Linked DNA regions of Homo sapiens: region 2 is linked to region 1. A link is an interaction called in ENCODE POLR2A ChIA-PET data of the cell type or tissue named here. Cell type or tissue: A673. All regions are shown on one strand. Each heading gives the region's core, and the rest is flanking DNA. Links, peaks and the distances in the headings are about the cores only. Region 1 overlaps ANXA6 (annexin A6). Region 2 holds the start of NDST1 (N-deacetylase and N-sulfotransferase 1).

What was found. ChIA-PET counts read pairs that join two places held together with the same protein. Peaks named below come from ENCODE experiments on the same cell type or tissue, not always from the same donor. Only the 100,000 strongest peaks of a DNase experiment are listed, where the experiment ranks them.
Region 2: POLR2A ChIA-PET joins it to region 1 with 10 read pairs; 2 of 35 experiments call an interaction of 5 or more read pairs at or near these places.

The regions. Positions count from the first base shown.
Region 1 is chr5:151,107,133-151,119,285 of GRCh38, reverse strand. ANXA6 (annexin A6) reads left to right here. Exons shown (of 26, transcript NM_001155.5): 19 at 1,449-1,528; 20 at 2,106-2,159; 21 at 8,642-8,659; 22 at 9,440-9,533; 23 at 10,736-10,831. Among named protein-coding and RNA genes, the nearest start is that of TNIP1, 32 kb to the right of the region's middle. In A673, for the core only: a CTCF peak has its summit at 3,798; a DNase peak (open chromatin) is centred at 3,815.
Region 2 is chr5:150,500,421-150,512,573 of GRCh38, reverse strand. It overlaps NDST1 (N-deacetylase and N-sulfotransferase 1), which reads right to left and starts at 4,443. Exons shown (of 15, transcript NM_001543.5): 1 at 4,348-4,443. RefSeq lists enhancers at 1-584, 1,886-2,459, 9,983-10,541, 10,542-11,102 and a silencer at 673-967. In A673, for the core only: no CTCF peak of the experiment used is centred there; no DNase peak of the experiment used is centred there.

The sequences.
Region 1 (12,153 bases), core at 3,720-8,719:
CCTGGGCCCAGATGCTGGGAGAACAGCCAGGCCCCCCAACTTCCAACCCCAGCCCACAGCTCTGCCCAGGACTCTGGCCTGTCTCCTTTCCCTCAGTCCTTGAGGATTTGATAAGCCTCTTGGGTGTGCCCATCCCTGTGTCTGGGGAAAAGACAGGTGTCCTGGTAGGACAAAGGCCTGGAGGTAGAAAAGGGCTTGGCTGGAAGTGGGAACAGAGAACATTCTGGCCTGCTGGAGAGAGGGAGGGCGACTCTAGGGGTGTGTAGTCCATGCAGTTCTACAGGGCCCCACAGCCAGAAGGGCCCCACACTTGGTTGCAAGCTATGCTGTCACTGTCCAGAAATTCTTCATTTTTAAGCGAGTGGCCCCATATTTTCATTCTGAAGAATCTTGAGTACCAGTCAAAAATGTTTAAATCGGCTAGGTGCAGTGGCTCACACCTGTAATCCCAGCACTTTGGGAGTCTCAGGCAGGCGGATTGCTTGAGCCCAGGACTTCGAGACCAGCCTGGGCGACATGGCAAAACCCCGTCTCTACAAAAAATATAAAAATTGGCTGGGTGCGGTGGTTCACCCCTGTAATCCCAGCACTTTGGGAGGCCGAGATGGTGGATCCCTTGAGGTCAGAAGTTCAAGACCAACTTGGCTAACATGGTGAGACCCCGTCTCTACTAAAAATGCAAAAATTAGCCAGGCGTGGTGGCATGCGCCTGTAGCCCCAGCTACTTAGGAGGCTGAGGCAGGAGGATCACTTGAACCTGGGAAGCAGAGGTTGCAGTGAGCCGATATCACGCCACTGCACTCCAACCTGGGAGACAGAATGAGACTCCATCTCAAAAAAAACAAAAAACAAAAAAATTAGCTAAGTGTGGTGGCATGTGCCTATAGTCCCAGCTACTCAGGAGACTGAGGTGGGAGGATCACCTGAGCCCAGGGAGGTCGAGGCTGTAGTGAGCCTTGATCATGCCAACTGCACTCCAGCCTGGGTGACAGAGTGAGACCCTGTCTTGAAAAAAAAAAAAAAAGTTTACATTTTTTATCTTATAAGCAGCTTTAAAATGGCAGAATTTTTGAGTACAGGAGTGACATAGTCAGAGCTCTGCTTTTGGGTTTAGCAACTGCCATGCAGGAGGGAAGGTAGAAGAGAGAATGACAACAGGGAGGTGACTTAAGAGGCTGTTAAATATTAAAGGCGAGATGCAATGGGACCTCAACTGGGACAGAGCTGAGGGGATGGAGGGGAGATGATGGGTTGATGGGAATGCCCATTGTCTTACAAAATCAGCAGGAGGATGGCTGGATGCCCCCATGAGCCAGTTACAAACCCTTTCATCCCCACCTCCCCCTGCCAATACTGCCCTGGCTCAAGCCTGAGTTTCCTGGACCTCCCTCCCCGCAACCAAATCCTTCTTGGCCAGCAGCTACCCACACCCCCTTTCTCTGCCTCAGACTATCACAAGTCCCTGGAGGATGCTCTGAGCTCAGACACATCTGGCCACTTCAGGAGGATCCTCATTTCTCTGGCCACGGTGAGTGAATTCATGGGCCCCAGGTCGGCTTGCCCATCGGGAGGCCTGGGAGGAAGGGAAGGTTTACTGAGTGGAGGGCACAGGGGAGTTAGAAGTGCACTCCTGATGGAGAGGGGGTGTCTCCCCACTTGCCTCCTTAGAGTTCCACCGCCTACCCCTGTTGTTCCCTTGTCAAAGTTGGCGTGGTACCACCTTCTCCAGACAGTCCTCCCTGGTGGCCCTTGTCCTGGCTTGTTGGGCCCCCAGCTCACAGGACAAAGCCATATGGGTGACCCTCTCCTGTGTTGTTACCTGGGAGCTTCTGTCACCATCTCTTGAATTCCCATAACCAAAATGGCAGACCCTCATTGACAGTTACCGAGAGCTTGCTGTGTGTCAGGCATTGGTGCTAAGTGTCTTGCACACATTCTCAGTTAATGACCACAACAGCCTACCTTATAGAGGCAGGATTTTCGTCCCTGTGTAGCTGATGAGGAAGAGCATTCAGAGAGGTGAAAATGAGCAGGGTGTGTGGTGGTACAGAGATGGAGATGGGTCGATGTTTGGGGACTGAACTTTCTTGCTGCTCCTGCTGCAGGGGCATCGTGAGGAGGGAGGAGAAAACCTGGACCAGGCACGGGAAGATGCCCAGGTAAGACCCCCAGCCCACCCCAGTCACCTCTGCCGGGTGTCCCTGAGATGTAGGTCCAGCTTATGCGTGTCTACGCCGGGCCCTGTCTGTGAGTGAAGGCTCCTGGCAGGGGCGTGGTTGGTTTGATTGGTTGATACTTAGACTGTAGAAATGAGGTTTAGAAGTGTGGTGCTGGTATTACTGGCATTTCCTAGGTGAATAGCAGGACCCTCAGAGCTGGCAGGGACCTGCAGATCACCCAGGTCAAAGCCCTCATGTTACAGTGGGAAAATGGAGGTCCAGAAAGGGCAAATGACTTCTGAAAGTCACACAGCAAATCAGTGGCCCCAGTAGAATTGACCCCTAGAGAGCTGGTCTGGGAACTTGCTGAGAAGAGGGCCTGAGTGCTAAAGGCCTCGGTTTATTATCTGTAAAATGGGACCGAGATTGGAGGGAGTGTCCTGGGACGAGCCTAGAAAGTAAGTTCCTCAAGGGCTGGAATCTTCATTTTGTTCACTGATATATCCAAAGTAACACATGATCAGTGCTCAATAAATATTTGTTGAATGAATAGCAGGGAAAAGGGTTCTCTAGGAGTCTCTTGGCTGCTCTGCCTCAGCCCTGCTCCTTAGCCTAGTGAGCTTGAGGTCTGGAAATGGCTTCTTCTGGAGGTTGGACAACCCCAAATTCATTTTCCCTGAGGGTTCTATGGCTGGGCAGTCCCTACTGAGGCCAGTGCATTGTCCCCCACTGACCTGCACCTTGATCCCAGCACCCAGTAGCCTGACCCAGGTCCATGTCTCCATCTCTTCTGACTGCCTCATTTTCCCGCCCCCAAAAGCTGTGTCCAGGGATGTGGGGCACAGACACCACAGACTTTTATAGACATCCAGCCCCCTTCTTTTATAGTTGGTGAGTTGAAAAGAGCACTGATGGATTGAGAGTCAGGGAACCAACTTTTCTGTTCCCAGGTCCCATAACAGAAGTGTGGTTTGCTACAACAGCATCTGAGCTAGAAAAATCTTTAGCTGGAACCTGACAGTTACAGAATTGTAATTATAATTTTTAGAATGCATACTATATATTGAGAACGATGCCAAGATTATTCTATACGTTTTTATGTTCTCCCTTTTTACTAGAAGAAAATGAAGCTCCTTAACCTCTTCAATGAAAGAATTTCTAAGTGGTGGTGGTTTTATTTGAACTCAGGCTTGCCTGATGCCAGAGTCTATGCTTAATTCCATTTACAGTAATATCTTCCAAGACCCAGTAGAGTTAAGGTCCCCTGCAGCTTCCACATCAAATAGCTGTTGTTGTCCAGTTGTCCAACCCTTGCTTTGGAATATGGTTGTCAAAAGCTGCAGGGTTACATTTAAATGTATGGCATTTCAGCTACATTGTGGGCACATGGATGGGGGTTAGGCTGAGAACCCAGCCAGACACTAGGGTGGCTTGCTGAGGCCACATTTCATTCACTCATTCAACAGACGTTTATTAAGTATTACTGTGAACAGCCTCGTGTGCTGCTGAGAGTTTTTTAAAAATCTCAGCTCTCACCCCAAATCCATCCTCCAACCCTGAATTGATCTTCCAGGGAATGCTTCTGCCTGGTGCCTGGTTTGCCAATGAGGCTGTGCTTCCAATTGCCGCTAGCAGGGGGCAGTGGTGGGCCTTGCTGACAGCTGCTTCGCAAAAGGAGAGAAGTGGAGAGAGAGAACCCGGGTGGAAATAGCTAAGGGACCCTTGAGCGAGATCCCTGCCCAACTCGGCTGCTTCTCCAGATTTAGGATGCTAGACCCAAGCTCATTTTCTTATAACTAGCAGTACATTCTTTTATAGAAACTAGAAAATAAGGAGAAGCCAAAAAAGACTCCATAACCTAATAGTAATAAGCATTGTCAGTATTGTGGCATACATTATTCTAGTTGCTTCTCTATGTATATATAAAAGTGGATTCTTTATTTCTGACAGTTAAAAATTAATACTATGTGAATATTGTTGCATTTTTAAATCAACGATATCATTTAATGGCTATATACTGTTCCATATCTGAATCTACCATGTTATTTAACCAGCCTTCTTCCTAGTAGCAAACTCTTTTATCACATTCATGAATTATTCATTAGAATGAATTTCCAGAGATGAAATGGAAATGTGGGAGCAAAATGTATATAAAAATTAAGGGCATTTGATAGGGCCGAGTCAAGCTCCCCCTTAGATAACGCACATGAGTACTTGGCAGTTTGTATTTGCCTGTTTTACACTGCCTCCCTGGCGGTCTCTCACTCTGGATGTCTAGAACACCCTCAAGCTCTTAGAAGTCTGGGACTGTTATTAACCAGTTGAACATATGTCCAATTTCCAACTGTGGCCCCACAGTGATTGTTAATTGCTTCCCCTTTCACTCTGTTGTCCAATTAGAGCAATAAATTATAAATAATTATTATAGACCTACCATGAAATGAAGGATTGTGGTCATTTTTAGATAATCAATACTCAGACTTTTTTTTTTTTTTTTTTTTTTTTTTTTTTTTAAGACGGAGTCTCGCTCTGTTGCCCAGGCTGGAGTGCGGTGGCGCAATCTTGGCTCACTGCAACGTCTGCCTCCTGGGTTCAAGCAATTCTCCTGCCTCAGACTCCCAAGTAGCTGGGATTACAAGCTCCCAACACCATGCCCAGCTAATTTTTTTGTATTTTTAGTAGAGACAGGATTTCATCATGTTGGCCAGGCTGGTTATGAACTCCTGACCTCAAGTGATCCGCCCGCCTCAGCCTCCCAAAGTGCTAGGATTACAGGCGTGAGCCACCATGCCTGGCCCAGGCTTTTAAAAATATAACAGCTTTCTTGAAATAGAATTCATTTACCCCACTATTGACCCATTTAAAGTGTACAATTTGGTGGTTTTTAGTATCTTCACAGACTTAATGCAACCATCACCACAATCAATTTTAGAACATTTTTTCACCCCCAAAAGAAACTCCATACACATTAGCTGTGACTCCTCATATCCTACTAACCCCCCAGCCCTAAGCAACCACTAATCTACTTTCTGTCTCTCCAGATGTGCCTCTTCCAAACACCTCATGTCAATACAGTGATATTAATACGTGGCCTTTTGGACTGGCTTCTTCACTTAAGAAAACACTAACCTAAACACTATGTTAAACACTTAACAGTGTTTTCACGGGTCATCCGTGTTGTAGCATGTTGGTACTCCCTTTTCATTGCCAAATAATAGTCTATTATCCATTCATCAGCTGATGGACATTTGGGTTATTTCCACCTTTTGGCTATTATGACTAATGCTGCTCTAAACATTTGTGTACAAGTTTTTGTGTGCACATATGTTTTCATTTCTCTTAGATAGAATTGCTGGGTCATATGAGAACTCTAAGTTTAACCATTTGAGGAACTGTCCAGATTAATTTTTGCATGAAGTAGCTAGGCTAATAAGAACAAGCTTTTGTGGTGAATATTAATTTAGTGTCCCACCACTTTTTTTTTACATTACAGATATTATTATCTTAAAGATGCTTTGAAAAACCGAGTATGTCTAGGGTACTCTGACCCGCGTAAGTGAGAACAATTGGGACTTTGGATTCTTTTCTGTTAAATTTTTTAAACATGTCCCTCTCTCTCTCTTTTTAAAAATGATACCGTTTTATTTAGCATAAGTTTTTACAAATTTTTGATAAAATACATATCAACTTTACCATATTAATCATTTTATATATTTATTTATTTTGAGATGGAGTTTTCCTCTTGTTGCCCAGGCTGGAGTGCAGTGTTGCAATTTGGCTCACTACAACCTCCACCTCCCGGATTCAAGTGATTCTCCTGCCTCACCCTCCTGAGTAGCTGGGATTACAGGCACCTGCCACCACACCCGGCTAATTTTTTGTATTTTTAGTAGAGACAGGGTTTCACCATGTTGGCCAGACTGGTCTCAAACTCCTGACCTCAGGTGATCAACCTGCCTCAGCCTCCCAAAGTGCTGAGATTACAGGCGTGAGCCATCATGCCTGGCCAATCATTTTAAAGTATACAGTTCAGTGGCATTAAGTACATTCACATTGTTGGGCAGCTGTCACCACCAGCCACCTCCAAAACTGTTTTCGTCATGCAAAACCAAAACTCTGGACCCACTCAACAGTCACTCCCCATTCTCCCTTCCCCCAGCCCCTGGCAACCACCATTCTTTCTATGTCTGTGAATTTGACTGGGGACTTCATGTAAGTGAAATTATACAGTATTTATGCTTTTATGACTGGCTTTCTTTACCTAGTATGATGTCCTCAGGGTTCAACTAGGTTTTTGTTTTGTGATGTTTGAGATAGGGTTGAGACCCAGGTTGGAGTGCAGTGGCACAATCTTGGCTCACTGCAACCTCCACCTTCTAGGCCCAAGCAATCCTCCCACCTCAGCCCCCCAAGTAGCTGGGAATAACGGCGTGCGCCACCATGCTCAGCTAATTTTTTGGTAGAGTAGGGTTTCTCCACGTTATCCCGGCTGGTCTCAAACTCATAGGCTCAAGTGATCCTCCCACCTTGGCTTCCCAATGTCCTGGGATTACAGGTGTGAGCTACTGTGCCTGGCATAGGTTGTTTTTAATACAGAAAAATATTTTAAAAACCAGAAGCAGCCCATAATCCTAGTAGCCTTGATAACTCTTATTTAACATTTAAATTTAAAATGAAATAATATCTTTGCATCTTTAAGAAATTTTCAGGAAGAATAAAAAAAATGCGAAAGCTTTCCCTCATAGTCCCTCTCCTCAAAGGTGTCTCGACAGTTTCTTAAGTACTTCCCAGGAAGTATGAGAAAGTGAGTGTCTATTTTTTTTTGAATCTAGATAAAAGAAACACTATATTACACAAAAATATGCTATACTTTACTTCTTTACTTAATTTAAATGGAAACTCTCCTTATCAGCATTGTAGATAATCTTATCCTTTGTAAAAACTGCATGGATTGTTTCCATTGATTGGATAAGTCATAGCCTGTTTAACAAGTCAATCTCAGGATGGTTTACAGTTTTTCTCTAGTATGAAAAATGCTGACCAGGTGCAGTGCCTATAATCCCAGCACTTTGGGAGGCTGAGGCGGGTGGATTACCTAAGGTCAGGAGTTCGAGACCAGCCTGGCCACCATGGCAATACCCCATCTCTACTAAAAATACAAAAAAAAAAAAATTAACTGGGCTGGTGGCATGCACATGTAATCCCAGCTACTCAGGAGGCTGAGGCAGGAGAATCGCTTGAACCTGGGAGGTGGAGGTTGCAGTGAGCTGAGATCGCACCACTGCACTCTTTGGGAGGCCAAGGCAGGAGGATTGCTTGAGGCTAGACTGGACAACAAAGTGAGACCCCTTCTCTACAAAAAATAAAAAAATTAGCTGGATGTGGTGGCACACACCTGTAGTCCCAGCTACTCAGGAGGCTGAGGCAGGAGAATCGCTTGAGCCCAGGAGGTCAAGGTTGCAGTGAGCCGAGATTGTGCCAATGTACTCCAGCCTGGGCAACAGAGCAAGACCCTGTCTCCAAAAATTAAAAAGAATGCTGCAGTGAACAGTCTTGTATTCTATCGTGGAAGGCTTTTGCCAGTATACCTGTAGGGCAAATTCCTAGCAATATAATTGCTTGATCAAATGGCATATGCCTTTTAACTTTTAACGGACATTGCCAATTATGCAATGAAAAGAAGAGGAAGGTTTCCAGAGTATAGGCTATTGTGAAGTTTATAAAGAGTTCAGTCTATCCAATAGAATAAAGTCAGCAGAGTTTCTGGGGGAACGGCGAAAGCAATACGCAGCCTAGGTACATGAGCCTGGGTATTTTGTTCCCAGGCTCTCCAAGTCACAGCTATTTGCCTAACAAAATAGTGTCCTAACCACAGAATTTTGTGCTCTGCATAGTGCAGTGATTAAAAGTAACCCTTGTAAAATGACTTTCCCATCACTGTTTGCTGTGTGCCTCCAGGCAGGTCAGCTCCCCTTAAGGCCTCAGCTGGCCAGTCTTTCCTGTCTGTAACATGAAGGCTAAAATTACATGTCTCTTGCCTTGGAACTCTGAATATGCTAAAGGGTGCAGAGAACTTTGCACTGCTCACATTTACATCTCAGTGGTTCTGTAAGGAAGTGGCAGGGATTATTTCCACTTTCAGACAAAGAAACAGGCCTGGAATCTCCTCTGGGTTTTGGGGTGCGAAGGGCAGAGTTCCCCATTTCTGTGTCTTTCTCTTACCCTTCAAGTGAACACGTTTTTAGTTATTGCCAGGCCTATCCGCATTCTGAGCTCCAGCCCAAAAGGTCATAGGAAGGTATTTTTATCTTGTCCCTACCCCCCTTCCTTTCGCATCCCGGGTTCTCTCAGGTCTCTTGGGACCTCTCCCACTCCCAGCCAGGCCCCTCACCCTGCACCCCAGGGCCCCAGCACCAGCCTCCCCAACCTCCTCTGACTCTTGCCTCCCTTCTCTCCCTCCTCTCTCCCCTCCCTGCTCTCAGGTGGCTGCTGAGATCTTGGTGAGTGTCCTGTTCTTCATTTGGGTTTTAACGGCCTCTGAGTAAAGTCCGCCTTTACTGGGCCGAGCGGGGCAGTATCGAGCAGTGATTTGGGAGCTTGCTGTGCGGCTTCTCTCTCTCCCCTTCCGGGCCCTGCTTGGTAAAAGATAGGCCAGGCAAGTGTTTCCCAAACTTCAGCTAATCATCTCTGGCACGATTTGTGCTGTGTAACCACCAGCTATTAATACTGATCTTTAAATCGACTCACTCTTAAACCCAAAATGAGTTAAGGGGAATTTACTATCAGTATAAATAGAACTAGTAGCTAGCTAGAAGACAATCATGGAAACACTAATGTGCAGTGTGATCGGGTGTGTTTGCCCTTGACCCCGCTTGGGGAAACACTGGCCAGGCCATCTTCTCTGCATATGACCCCATACACCCTTCCCAGAGGGGCTTGCAGAAAGGTTGAGGGATGGAAGGGGAACTCCCAGTTGCTATGCTCAGAGTCTATGTGGGTCCTCCTAGGAGCCCCAGCCCCACGGTCCTGAGGCTAGGATGGAAGTACCCAGTGCTAAGGCCATCTTTGTCAGTTCACAGGGTCCTTGTGAACTGGAGAGGGGAGTATAGAAGCCATTGTGCTTGAGGAAGGAAGAGGGGACCAGTCTCGGCCCCCTTGGATGGCTGGGTGAGCCCAGCTTCTGACTGCCCTCAGCCCAGGCAAAGACATGAAAGTGAATAATAACCAAGGCTTTCTCATGTCTCCCCTCCCAAATCCTTGCTCCAACTGGGGCTCTGCAGGAAATAGCAGACACACCTAGTGGAGACAAAACTTCCTTGGAGACACGTTTCATGACGATCCTGTGTACCCGGAGCTATCCGCACCTCCGGAGAGGTGAGGCCTGACCTCCTCCCTTCCCAGCTCAGCAGGAAGATCCCAGAATCTGATGAGAGCCTCTCAGCTCTCTGTGGCAAGAGGAGCCCGTTGCCCACCCACCTCCTCCTTAACCCAGCAGTAGCGTGTCATGGGTGACGGCGACTCTGGAGCCCTGGGTTCTAGTCCTGGCTCTACCACTTATACCTCACCTTCTTTCTCCTCCTTAGGGAAGCAGGTGGGATGCCCGGGATTAGGTATAGCAACTGGATTTCACCTCAAAGGCCAACTCTGATTGGTAGTAGCTGCCTAGAGTGCTGTGTTAAGGATTCTGGGGTCCCGCGTCATGATTCACTGGCGATGCCTGCCAGGAGCAAGGCAGCGAGAGGTGGTGGTGGCACAAGACCCACATAGACATCTTTGAACCACAGGCTGCCGCATGCTCAGGGCACACCTGTATGCAGTGGCCCTGGCACTCGGTAATCATGAAGTGTCCTGCACTGAGACATTTACATTTTAATGTCTGGCACTACATTAAATGTCTACATTTAATGTCTGGCACTTCTCAGTATTTAAGGTGCTTTAACATAGTGGCTAAAAGAATGGACTTGGGCACTGGACGGCCTTGATTTGAATCCCCCACTTAACAGCCATGTGACCTCAGGCAAGTCACCGAATCTCTGCGCCTGAGCTCCCTTACGTAGGAATCAGGGTTTTAGCTCTACCCGAGATGATTGTTGTGAAGATACAAAAAACATAACACACATAAAGCACTGGCGCAATGCCTGACTCAGTGAGTGTTTCCTGAGTGTTATCATTGTGTCTTCATCCCAAGCGGACACAGGAGGAAGAGGAGGCCCAGGAAGGAGAGGGATCACCCAAGGTCCCTCAGTGAGCTGGGGCAGAACCATGACTAGGACCCGTGCTCCTTTTACTACCCCAGCCTGGGTTCCCAGAACTTGGCCGAGGTTCTAAGACCATTGGCCAGGCACGGGGACTGGCGTGGGACAGATTTGGCTCTGAGCCCACGGCAGCCTTGATGTCAGAGCTTCTCTATCGGGATGATCTTGCCCAATGCATTTAGGCCTGGGCTGTGGCCATATTTGCTGCCCTTCCACTTTCTCAGGCACAGCCTGTGGGAGGCACTGGGTGGGGCTGAGGAGGGGTCCTCCGCCTCCTGCACTGAAGCTCACCCCCACCTCTGGGGCTTCTCTTGTGGCCAGTCTTCCAGGAGTTCATCAAGATGACCAACTATGACGTGGAGCACACCATCAAGAAGGAGATGTCTGGGGATGTCAGGGATGCATTTGTGGCCATTGGTAACTGGCAGGGACTAAGGGAAGGGCTGGGGGCACTGGGAACTTGAACAGATTCTCTGGAAGAATAGAACCTTGGCAGCCTCCGAAGCTACTACTGGAAAGTAAACACTGTCACAGTTCGCCTCCAGGGGTGCTGCCAAATGTGTGATTGTGCAGGAATGTCATGAGGTCTGTGCGAGGCTGCAGGAGAGGGTGAGAAAATAACTGTTGCTAGGGAAGAACCAGGAAGACTGGGGCAGGCAGGGGAGGGGGCACGCTGTCCTGCACAACTAGGGTGTATACACACACACACCACACACACACTTGACACACACACCTAACATATACAAGACACATACTATACACACACACATTCTCACATGTGACACACACTCATACATAAAACACGTTACATATGCATGTGACAGGTGCACACCACACATACACACATCACACACAGAACACATTATATATACACATACATGCTACACCCCCACAAGACACTACACCTACACACACACCACTCACACACTATGCACACATGACCCATGCACACCACATATACGCAGCACACATGCACACACATACAAGACACATACACGCTAGATGCAGATGACACACACACAGACCCTCGTCTCCTCTCAGTACCTGGCTTTTTGGTTACGCTTATATAATTTGAGCTCTTGACTTTGAAAAGGTTTTTCCCTTTTGGATCTTAATTCCACCGTGTATAAATATGGATGAGTGGATATGGGTTAGGGCTGAAGTTATTCTCATTAATATTCATCATTAGTGGTATCTTGTTTCATTTACTATAAAACACATTGCATCAATGCACTTTTAAAAAATCTTACCAAGAGGTATCCGTGGAAGATTTTCACATAATTGCCTTCAATTATAAAACACATCTTGATTTCAGAGACACTAAAATGTGGGGGAAAGGTGTGTTAGATTTGGGTGAAGTAGAGGTGGTGGTAGGGGTGTTGTTTAGCACGTGATGGGCCTTTACCACCCAGGAGCAATATCTAGGAGGCGGGATAGCCCGACGAATAAAAGCATGGAATCCAGGTTGAATCCCTGCTCTGCCACTTACTCACTATATGTCCTTGGGCAGGTCACAAAACCTCTGTGTCTCAATTTCCTCCTTTGTAAAGTGGAGATAACAACAGTGCCCAGCCCATAGGGTGGATTTTGTGAGGCTGAAATTAGTTAATTATATGTAAAGCACTTGGAACGGTGCCTCTTGGCATGTAATACTCACTGGACAAGGGTTAGTTTGTATTTGTATTGTTGTTTCCCACCAAGCCCTGCGCAAAGTTAGTTGCACGCAGGTTTAGTTACAT
Region 2 (12,153 bases), core at 3,322-8,321, 610 kb after region 1:
TGGGATCCAGGAAGGAGGTTCGAGATCTTTCTGGGAGTGCGGAACAAGCAAACGACCTGTTTCCTCATCCTGTATTTACTGAGCACCACTAGGTGCCAAGCATGCCACTAGGCACTGAAAATGCAGTGGCGACCATGACCTTTCCACAAGGGTTTCTAGAGGTCTCTGGAACCCAAGGTTTTATGTCTCTGGTACGACATGGCTGCAGTGAATGGGGGAAGGTGCCCAGGGCCTTGAATGCTCACCCAGCCCACATTTTATTTCCAGCCTAGGTCACTCTTGACAATGCCCTCTGTGGACCACACACTGCTCCCTGCCCCCCCAACACACACACCACATTCACATGCACATGACAGGCTCAAATGGCATCATCATAGGCATCTGGGCCACATGCACATGGGGTGGGGGCTGAGAGGAGGTCAGTGCAGAAAGAGCTCTGCCAGCAACCTCAGAAGGATGTGAATGGGTGGGTACCTGGACTTGGGCAGGGACCTGAGCAGGGGAGGGCGTAGCAGTGGCTGCAGGCCTGGGGAACAGGTAGCCCCACATGCACCCAGGGCCACTCCCCATAGCTGATCCAGCCCCTCCCAGCCAGTCACACCCCCAGCACAGTCACATCATCACCCCCACCCAGCCACACCCCACAGCTTCCCAGCTCCACCAGCCACCCTACCACAGCCTGCCCCACCCACCACATCCAGCTCAGCAAGGAAAATCCTCCACATTTGCTTCCCAGCTGTGCGGGAGTTTCTCCAGCGTGATTACATCCCTGGGAGGCCGAGACCAGAAGCAAATCCCTTCCTCTGCTGGAATCTGCTACATGCCCCATCCCCCATCACCCCCACAGTGCTGCCTGGCCAGGAGCCAAGCTGCCGCCTGTCAGTCACCCCAGAGTCCAGGACCACCACCACCGGGAAAGAGACTGTTGGAGGTCTGGCTCAGAGTCGCAGGGCCACAGAGAGCACAGTCTACCCTGCAGTAAGCCCCTGGGGACACTGAGACCCAGAGAGAGGAAAGGACCTCCTGGCTTGTGCCGTCTGGTGTGCCCCACTCTCATTTACCTTGGTCCATTTTCTTGTCCATTAAAACCCTGTCCCTCCTCCTCCAATGCCAGCCTCAGCAGGGAGGTGAACAAGCCTGCTCTGGATTTCTAAAGTCCTGATTGAGCTCCCCTGCTCCACATCCCACCACGCAACACCAGGTATCAGTTGTTCTTGCAACTAGAACATGGGGCTCCCAACTTCACTGAAAGCTTTCCAAGGCACAAGCCATCTCCTACCCACAGCAGGTACTCAAGAGCCTTGTGCCCTTGCCAATTACCTTCCCCTCTGTGAATCTGCTACGCGGCATCTCCAAGCTAAATGCATTAATAACATTAACTTCCATTTATGAGACATGCCATGTCTGCGTTACATGCCATTATTTCAACCTTACCACAGCACCATGACCTAGATTCCCCCCATTATACGGATGAGAAACTGAGGTCCAAAGAGGCCAGTCACTTGCTGCAGCCCACAGAGCTAATAAGGGGGTGAATGGGAACTTCAGCACACAGCTGCTGGGCTCCAGAGCCTGGGCCCCTCATCCCCCATCTCCGCAGCCCCTCTGTGATCACCTAAGACAGCTAACATTTGCCAGATGCCCTGCACATCCCTTTCTCCATTCCTTTTCAATAGTTTTCTGTCTGTGTTTGTTTTCATCCATTTTATATGTGTTTTAGTATCACAAGCAGCCTCTAGTGATCTTTCTTGGAAGTAGCTCACAGATCATCCGTCAATCAACAAGGAAACAAAGCATTAAGCACTACTGGTTCACTCCCTGGTTCTCAACTTGTGAATCTGTTCTGGGTTCCCTGGCAGGGAAGGCCCAACAGAAAACCTCAGGAACTTAGACCTCACTTGTTGAGAATGTGTCCTTCTTCCAACAGGGCCTGAGTTGCGAGTTTACCTTTGTACCAGCTCTGAAAAAAAGGGCTTACCGAGCAAACATACCAGACAGCCTGGGGGTGGGGCTGTGTGGGGAACACGGCAGGTCACCTGCCACCCTCCCGTCCCAAGGACGGGACAGTCCTGACAGTCCCACTGAGGCTCTTCACGCACACCAAGGCTGTCAGGTCCATCACACAGAATGTTATGCAGTGGCCACAAATCTTCCCAAAATGGGGCTCTCTGCCCACCCTATCCCCAAATCTGCCTATGACAGAGTCAAATCCATCCAGAACTATTTTTTCCTTAGGCTCAGATCACAGACACTCAAAAGGAACAAAGCAGCATATCCCAACACATATCATAACCTCCCTTACTGGCGGCCAACGTTAAGCTCCTGCGAACATGTGGGGCTGTGCCAGGAGCCTTACCTGCTCCATCACGCTCAATCCTAACACCCTGAAAGAGGTGTCACTGCTATGAGCACTTTACAGACAAGGAAATGGAGGCTCAGAGAGGGTAAGCAACCGCTCGAAGTCACACAGCTGGGCAGAGGTGGAGCTAGGATGCCCCTCCCAGCCCACCCCACAGCCCCTGTTCGTTACCCTTCTGCAGTCCTACTTTCCACACCACTCCCAAGCCAGGTCTGCAGCCCAGGAGAGAGGCTTCCTGGAGGTGACCAGGCCCAGGGCTGCTGACCCAGCTTCTCTAGCTGAGCTTCAGCCTCCTGGGAAAGCCTGCACTGCAGAGAGGTGCACCATGGAACCCAGCAAGGCAGGACTTCAGCCAGAGGGTCCTCACGCCCCCATCAGACACCCCAATATAAGAAAGGGGGATGGCGGCTCGGGGCAGTGGCCCCTGCCTGTAATCCCAGCACTTTGGGAGGCTGAGGCGGGTAGATCACAAGGTCCTGAGATCGAGACCATCCTGGCTAACACGGTGAAACCCCATCTCTACTAACAATACAAAATTAGCCAGGTGTGTGGCACATGCCTGTAATCCCAGCAACTCCAGAGGCTGAGGCAGGAGAATCGCTTGAACCTGGGAGGCGGAGATTACAGTGAGCCGAGATGGCGCCATTGCACTCTAGCCTGAGCGAAACTCCATCTCAAAAAAAATAAAGAAAGGGGGGCCACCTCCTGCCCCAGGCAGAGGCCTCATGCTAAGGAAGAGGCAGGAGCGAGGGTCAGAAGCAGGAGATCTCAGCTAGCAGGGCACCGCAAAGGACAATGGTGAGCACCTCGCCTCACGGCCTGGCATGTGCCAGGCGCTCTACCAAGCACTTCCCAACCCTCACTTCATTTATTTGTCATTTATGCCCAGTGAAGTAAAAACAATTTTATCACACCCTGAGCTTCTCCCCTATCTGCCTCCCCTGCAGAGGAGCTGGGAAATGTGGGTCACCACTAGCCCCCACCCTCCCGCATGCCCGACTCCAGGCCTCAGATACACCCTGAGAGATTCCAAGGCACAGGCAGACTCAGGGGCCTCCATCTCAAGGATGCAGAAGCCAAAATCCATGCGGGCCTGGAAACCACAACAGCCTCCCAGTCCTTCCCTCCCAGTCATCCCCTTCCTCTCATCAGGGGATGAGAGGTCATTGTCCCCTGAATGAGCCAAGCTTCCCCAGCTTGTAAGGTCAGGCAGAATGCTGGCAGGAAGACAGAGGCAGGGGGTGCCACAGCCTCCATTGCCGCCTGTGAGTCTCTGGGCAAGTCCCTTCCCTTCTCTGAGCCTCAGTTTCTGCAACTGCAGTGAGGGGTATGGACTAGAGGAGAAGTCTGTGACCTTCTGGGGGTTATAGAACCCTTTGAGAATCTAATGATGGCTATTAGCAGATTCTCTCCCCAGACACACAAATTCAGAGTGGTTGTGACTGGCCCCCATCAAAAGCCAAGTTAAGAACATGGAAATTCTCTAGGGGCCCCTCTGGCTTTGACAAGCCATGGCTCTCACAGTCTAGACAGGACCAAAGCCACAAACACAACATCTGAGAGCCCTGGGATCTCACCATTTCAGCTTCCCCCGTGGCCCTGAAATAAATCTTTAAACTCTTGGACCTGCTGGCTTCAGGTGGATTTGTGGACATGCCTAGCTGTCTGGAGAAGCCACAGGAGAAACTGAGCCCTTCCTTCCCATCCCTCAGCCTCCTCCTCCTTCTCCTCCATCAGGAATCTGCCAGGTCAGCCTAGACCTCTCCCTGGGGCAGTTCCGGGAGCTGCTTCTGATCTGGAATGAAGGCAGGACCCAGTGCCAGGCTCAAGTGCCAGCCTGTACCCCCAGATCCCTCCTGGGGACACACACACACACACACACACACACACACTCAGATGGACCTGGAAGGACTGGACAGGGCAGGGGGCCAGGGACAGTGGTCAGAGTGGACAGGAGCCAGCGAGACAATGACCAGACCCAGACCCACCGGAGCTCCAGGCAGTGGCGTGAGGTTCCTCTTCACTTCGCCACGCCCTCTCGAATGTCCTCTCCTTAACACGGCTGCACCTAATCCCAGGGCCAGGAAAAATGGCATTACTGTTGGCCCAGTCCCCTCCCCAGGAGAAAGGGAAGGCAGAAGCAAGGGAGGGAGGTGGCCCTAGAGCACCCTGCGCCACCAACCACGTTCCTAGAAACCTCCACGCCCCTTCATGCCACCTCCCTTGTCAAGGCCTCCAGCCCCTACCTCCTTAACCTCAGAAAGAGGATGTCCTCCTCCGATTCTGCCCCGTGCCCAGGGAACCACTGGCACCTCGCCTGCCTCACCCAAGCCCTGCCTGGAGGAGCCTTCCACGGGAAAGGAAAAAGCATGTCCCTGACCCTCATGCTAGTGGGTCTTCTGACCCTCTCAAGAGAGGTAGCAGCCAACAGCAGGAGGAGCACTCACTGGCAATAAGGATAACTGGGTCCTGGTTCCAGCCCTGGCCCTTCCCCCTCCAGACCTCAGTTTCCCCACCTGTCCTGAGAAGAAGAGGAAGGACTGGTATGCCCAGCTGGAGGGAAAAGTGTCTATGATGCTGGCTTTTGGCCCCTGGCCCCACCCAGCTCAGCTGCCAGGCCCTTCCCTGTGCCCCACCCTGCAGAGAAGGAAGAAAGGTGACCGGCAAAGGTGTGGAGGGTGTAAGAATCCATGCTGGAGCCTCAAAGTGCTAGAGCTGAAAAGGGTCTTACAAAGACGAGACCCAGAGAAGAGAAGCAACTTGGCCACGGTCACACAGAACACTGGAAAAGGGCCAGGCTGGCCAGGGCTTGCTTCTTGACAGCAAATGCTTAAAAGCACCCAGCTGAAAAGGTATTTGCCTTCTTAGAGGATGCCAAGGAGAGCACAAGGCAACCTGACAACAGTAGAACTGCAGGCTCTGAGAGCTGCAGTTAAAAAAAAAAAAAAGGTATGTTTATACGTGGGGCTTAAGGATGGAGGTTGGGCTGGCTTTCCAGGCTCCTCATGTCACACCACGTGGGTGGCCAAGGGTCCTGCCAGCCACAGGGAAATCCTAGGAGCCCCTTCCAGGGATTAGCAGCTTTGGCCACCTCTCAAGAAGTCACCTAAGGCCCAGCAGGCAGGCCCAGCAGTGGTGACAGAAAGAATGGCTCAGATGGACACTCCAAGACTAGCCCACTCTGGAAGATGCCAGAGCCTTGGAGAGACTGAAAATCCCCCAAGCCCCGTGGCCAGTGAGGACGGAAGCCAGGTGGGCTAGGGATAACACAGAGGAAGGGAAAAGCTTTGAGCCATCTGGAGCCACAGAAGCCCCCTAATCTCCTAGAGGCCTGGTGGGTACAACACAGGGCCTGCTGAGACCAAGGAGGCTTCACCGAGGGCCCACATGAAAGCAGCCAGTCCCTGTAGACTTGCTGGGGCTTGTCATCACGACAAAAGCTGGCCACCAACACGCCTTGGGGTGTTAAGGGACTCAAAGTACTTACATGGAGGCGCAGCTGGCAGGGGGAGGGGGCAGAAGGTGGGGAGAGGTGGGGGCAAGTGGGCCCGGCTTTCTCTAGGACACAGACAACAGCTAGAGAACAGAAACGTGGAGCAAAAAGCACTGGGTGACCTACTTCACAGAGGCTCCTTTTAAAGAGGAATAGGAGGCCTCAGCGAGACTCTAAAAAGTACCTCGCAGGGGTCCAGAACAGTTCATGGGGCCAGGAGACCAGGGTTCCAGTCCTAGATCAGGAACTCACCCAGGACTAGGCTCAGGTGAGGCCCGCGAGGAGCCTTTTAGAAGGTGCTCACTGCCAGGTGCAGTGGCTCACGCCTGTCATCCCAACACTTTGGGAGCTCAAGGCAGGTTGACCCAGGAGTTTGAGACCAGGAGTTCAACACCAGCCTGGGCAACATGGCAAAACCCCTTCTCTACAAAAAAAAATTACAAAAATTAGACAGCGTAGTGGCGTGTGCCTATAGTCAGTTATATGGGAGGGCTGAGGTGCGAGGATCACCTGAGCCCAGGAGGTTGAGGCTACAGTAAGCCCAGATTGCACCACTGCACTCCAACCTGTGCGACACAGCTAGACCCTCTCTCAAAAACAAAGGTTCTTATTCTCCACAATGTGCAAGCACACAGCGGGCACCTCCTGAGACGCTGCACTTAGATGCCTCACTTGCCTCATCCTAGGCCCGGCCTTCTTACACAACCTGCCTGTGACCTCAGGCAAGTACCACTCCTTTCTCGGCCTCAGTTTGGTCACATAAAACAGAATCATGAAGCCAGGCATGGTGACACGAGCCTGTAGTCCCAGCTATTCAGGAGGCTGAGGTAGGAGGATTGCTGGAAGCCCGGGCATTCAAGGCCGCAGTGAGCTACAACTGCACTATGGCACTGCAGCCTGGGAGATACAGCAAGACCCCATCTCTAAAAAAAATAAAATTTTAAAAAACGAGTTAATTTAAAAAATTGAATCATGCCATATGATTCCATAGACCCTCCTAAATCTAAGCTGGGTTATTCTGTAGGGAGCATAACCGACCTCTGCAGCAAATCCCCGAAATGGGCACAGTGGCCCCAGCTTCCTGCCATCGATAACCTGTCAGTCACCACGTTGTCAGTGACCACGTTCCAGGCAGAATACACATTATACAACCACCTGATGCCATTATGTTCTGGGCTCTTTGTTAAATGCTTGGCCTCTACTTGATCATGGCCTCATTTTACAAATATGGAGCCTGAGGTCCACAGAGATTAAGCAACTTGCTTAAGGTCCCTGTTGGGAAGTGCTTAGCTGAGATTCGAACCAGCATCTGTCTGGTTCTTAATCCCCACATTCCATGGCATCAGCCACAGATAACAGAAAACCCACCAGGGCTGGGGAAATGCCATCAGCTCTTTGCACCTCCCACATTTTCTAGCATATAATGCCGGGGCTAATGTGAAGGCAGGCTGGTGGACAGCCGGGAGCAGGTAGGCAGGGATGGGGAAGTCCGTGTGGGCACTAAGCATTCCACAGATGAACCAGCCTCCAGCCCGGCCAGCTGCCCACCACTGTGGTTACAATGCCCTCATCGCCATCAGCACACCACAGCCACCGCTGTGCCATTTTTAAATCATTACACAGATGCAAAGCATTTTCACAGGCATTGCTGCGGTATCACATGCCAACTTTATTAAAGTATAGCAGGGATTTCTTCCCCCTTTCTCAGAAAAGGAAAGTGGGGTTTCCAGAGGATAAGTGGCTTCCCAACACGCACACAGGAACACAATGTTTGAGATGAACTTGGAGCCCACATCCTCTGCCTCCCAGTCCAAGCTTGGGTCTACTCCTCCATGCTCACGACTTTCCAGTTCAACCAACTGATGGGCCTTTGGGACAATGATGACCATTTCTGAGAGTTTACTTGGTACCAGGTGTTGTACTCTGCATTTCACACGTTATCCCATTTAACTGTCCTGACATTCCTATCAACTAAGTATTGCTACTGTTTTCATTTCACAAAGACAGCAGCTCAGAAAAGTAGGGTATCATGCCCAAGGTCACCAGGCCAGGAAGGGGCAGAGCTGGCATCCAAACAGAGTTCAGACTGGCTCCAGAGCCTGGGGCCTAAACCTCATGCTGCACAGCTCTGTCGGGGAGACTCTGTCACGGGCAGTCAGTGGAGGGGACAGGAGGTAGACACATCAAATAGTGTGTGCATCTGGCAGATTATGGCAAGATTACGATAATGGAGGACAAACAAAGCTCTTAGGGAGCCCACAAGAGGGAGGTTGTTACAAACGTCCAGGCAGAAGGCCAGGAGTCTGTGCAGAGGACACGGAAACAGAGGGGAGTGGCAGATATGAGGGAGGCGGCCTTGTGAGACCTTGGTCAAGTGCCTTGCTCTCTCCAGACCTCAATTTACCAAGCTGTTAAGAAAAGTCCTTGGAACATCTCCAGAACCCCCACCATCCCTGAAGACTCCTGGGCCCTGGGAAAATAAGCAATGCCCGGTGACAGCCTGGCTATGAGCCCTGGGGACTCTGAAATGTCCTTGGCTGTCCTGGCACAGCTCAACTGCTGGGAAACAGGCTTGCAGAAGCAGAGGGCTTGGCTGGCATGCCTGGGCACCAGTGAAGTGTGGGTTCTGAAGGGGCCACATTCCACCCATTGTCAACCTCTCCACGGCTCTGCTGGAGCAAGCACCACCCAGCCTGGATGCAGACCAGAAACCGAGGTCACTCCCAGTGTCCAGTGGACTGCCACTCCAGGATCCGCCTGACCCATCAGCCCTGTCCAGAGCCCTACCTACACGTAAATTAAGTCCCTTTGATGTCACACACCCCCAAAGCCCTTCCCTCACATTTCCCTAAGGCTAGCCACTGGGATATAGAGACAAGGGGTCCTATAGGAGGCCTTAAGGAAAATGACCACCCCACCCCAAGGGACCTGTGCAAAACAGAGGCTGCCCATGCCAAGCCAATGAAGACCCTTGGCTAGGGAAAGGAAGATGGTCCATTAGGGCCGGCCCGCAGCTCTCACTCTGGAAGGTGGAAGGGGCTCTTGGACTTGCTAAGAAAACTCAGCCCAAGTCTCCACACTCACAGCTGCCCCATCAAACCACATGCCTGGCATGCTCCTATTCAATAACCTCCCACGGTTCCTCCCACTCACTAGGCCAAGCCCCTTACCTGCCTGCCTGCATGGGTCACTGTGAGCAGAGGCCTTGGTTTACTAGGTGTGCTATATGCCAGGGCCTTGCTAAGTGCTTTATTTTTTTGTTTGTTTATTTTTTTGAGACAGAATTTCACTCTTGTTGCCCAGGCTGGAGTGCAATGGCACAATCTCGGCTCACCACAAGCAACCTCCACCTCCCAGGTACAAATGATTCTCCTGCCCCAGCCTCCTGAGTAGCTGGGATTATAGGTGTGTGCCACCGTGTCTGGCTAATTTTGTATTTTTAGTAGAGACGGGGTTTCTCCATATTGGTCAGGCTGGTCTCGAACTCCTGACCTCAGGTGATCCACCAGCCTCAGCCTCCCAAAGTGCTGGGATTACAGGCACGAGTCACTGCACCTGGCACTAAGTGCTTTATGGACATTTCCTCATTCAACCTCACAGTAACCCTGTGAGGCAGGTACTATCACTGGCCCATTTCTACAGATGAGAAAATTGAGGCTCAGAGAGGTTATGTTACTCGTCCACAGTCTCACAGCCAAGCAGCAGGCAAGGATTCATGCCCATGCCTGCCTGACCCCAAGCCCAGATTCTTAACCACTGTGCCATGTGGCCTCCTCAAATGCTCCCTGCCACCCTCAGAACCCTGGGGCCACCTCAACCCTTCTCCATACAGGAGGGGAAACCAAGGCAAAGAGCTCTGTTGGTAGCAGAGCCAGGATAAGGCCTGAACCTCCACCCCACCCTTCCGCCCCCAACCTTGCCTACCCCAGAAGGAACTCCCTGTCAGGAGGCATGCCAGGCAGAAAGGCTAGGACCATCACAGTGACAATGAGGCTTCAGAATCTGCCTTTTTCCTCGTCCAAAAGGAAGAGAAAAGCAGAGGGAGGTTTGCAGAGAGAGAAAAGGACATGAAGGGACCAGGAAACATTTGTTCTCACAGAACAGACTCCTAGCATTGGGGCCCCTCACACAACCCCTGTTGCTGTTCCTGACAGCAACAGGAACATGCAGGACCCAGCACCCATGTGCACCATGCCCCTCCCCCACCAGCATAGGCCCCACCCCAGCACAGCTGACCCCAAATCTTAATTGCTCTTCCCAAACCTGCTTGTCCCACAGCCTTCTCTGTCTTGGTAAATAGCAATACTGTCCAACTGTCCTTCCAGTTCCTCAAGCCAGAAACCTTGCGGTCAACACTCTATTCTCACACCCCACATCTAATCCATCAGCAAATCCCATCAGCTCATCCTGCAAAATAAATCCAGAACCAACCCCTGGTTGCTCCCCCGCCGTCCCCACCCACCACTGACTCGCCCAACCTCTCTCGTGGCAAGACTGCAGCAGCCTCCCAGCTAGTCATCCTGCGTCCACCCTCACCCCCAGCAGTCTCTCTAAAATGTGTACCCAAACCAGTCAGTCCTCACATCGGGCCCGCCAGCAGCTTCCCCTCCACTCAGACTCAAACAACAAAGTCCTCCCCATGGCCAAGAGGCCCTACCTGTCTCCACATGCCCTCTGGCCCCTCTCCTCCACCATCCTCTCATTCTTTCAGCCCTGCCTCTGGCCACCCATGCCCTCCAGTTCCAGCGCCTTTGCCCTGCAGCTCCCTCTGCCTGGAAAATTCTTCCCTCAATTTCCCGTGGGCCACCCTCCCGGAGTCTACTGCCCCTCACCAGGGACCATCCTGACCACCTGACATGGCTGGGTCACTCCCCCAAATCACACTCTTGACCCACAAGCCAGTTTTATTTTTCTTCCAGGCACATCTCACCACCTGACAGTGAGCTTGTTGGGCTGTTCATTTCATCCCACCACTCAAATGTCAGCCCCACGTCCAAAACAGGGTCTCCATGTGTTTTGTTCACTGCTGCATCCCAGTTCTAGAAAAGAGCCTGGACCAAAGTAGATGTTTAATACAAATATACTGAATGAGGGACTATTGTCTCCCTCATCTGAACACACAACTTTAGGCTTACACAGCCCCTACAGACCAGGGGCTAGAGGCTGATACAAGACTCAACCTGGGCCAGCTAAAACCCTGAGGGTTTTCGCCTGGCCAGTTCCCAGCCAAATTCCCAGTCCTGTTCTAGTCCAATTGACTGCTTGGACCAATGGATGACAAGACTTTACGTTTGTCCCTGTCCGGTGCCTTTTCCTCTCCTTTTGGCCATGAGGGAGAACTTCTGAGTCCTGACAGTTGGGCTGCCAGAGGGAATGTGGACTGGACCGCCGCCACCCACCTTCATGGCCTTTCCAGCATCCATCCAAGGCTGCCTACCCCATGCTCCCAGCAAGAGGAGGCAGAGGAGGGAGGCTGGTGCTACGCTTGCCCTTTTCCTGTGGTCAGCAGGAGGACTATCAGAAGGAAGCTTTGTTCTCAGAATGAAGAGCACGAAGCCCAGTGTCAGGCGGAAGCGGGCACAGAGGCAGCTGTCCCATCAGATAGTTTAAGGAAAGACAAAACAACAACAACAAAAAATGGGATGGAGAATGTTTGAGGGGTAATTTGCACACCCAACCGGTTTCATGCCTCCGGGGTGGCTGTGACGATGGTTCATTTTTCCAGGCTCTAACTAGGTCGTCATAGACAATCAGATGATTGTCCCAGCTAGATGATCTGCCACTGCCCCTGCAGAGGGAGGTGGAGATGGAAGAGTGTGGCCTTGCCTGGCATTGGAAGACCTGGGGTCCCAGCCCAGCTTTCCACCCACTCAAGTGACATTAGGAGAGTGTCTTCCCTCTATGTACCTCAGTTTACCCGGCTGTAAATGGCTTGTTCATGCCTGCACTTGATGTTTCAGCCTGCCTGCCACAGGACCACACAGCAGGAGAGCCCCTCAGCCTGTGGCCAGGTCACTGGGCCACCCAGGCCAGGCTTTCCCTGTGGGGCCTGATACCAGGGGCACAGCACTTGCCCACTTTGAGCCAGGCTTTCAGTCTGCCTCCTCTCCTGACCTGTTCCCTAATGTGAATGTGAAACTCCTCTGGGCCTGGCTAGGGTGGGGCCAGGACTGGCAGCCCTCACCCCACCCAGACACTGGCACCTGCCCCAATCCACTCTGTGTTATCCTCTCCAAGGATAGCTCACATTGCACTCAGCCACGACAACTGGGGAAGCCCAGAACATTGGCACAGGGGGCAA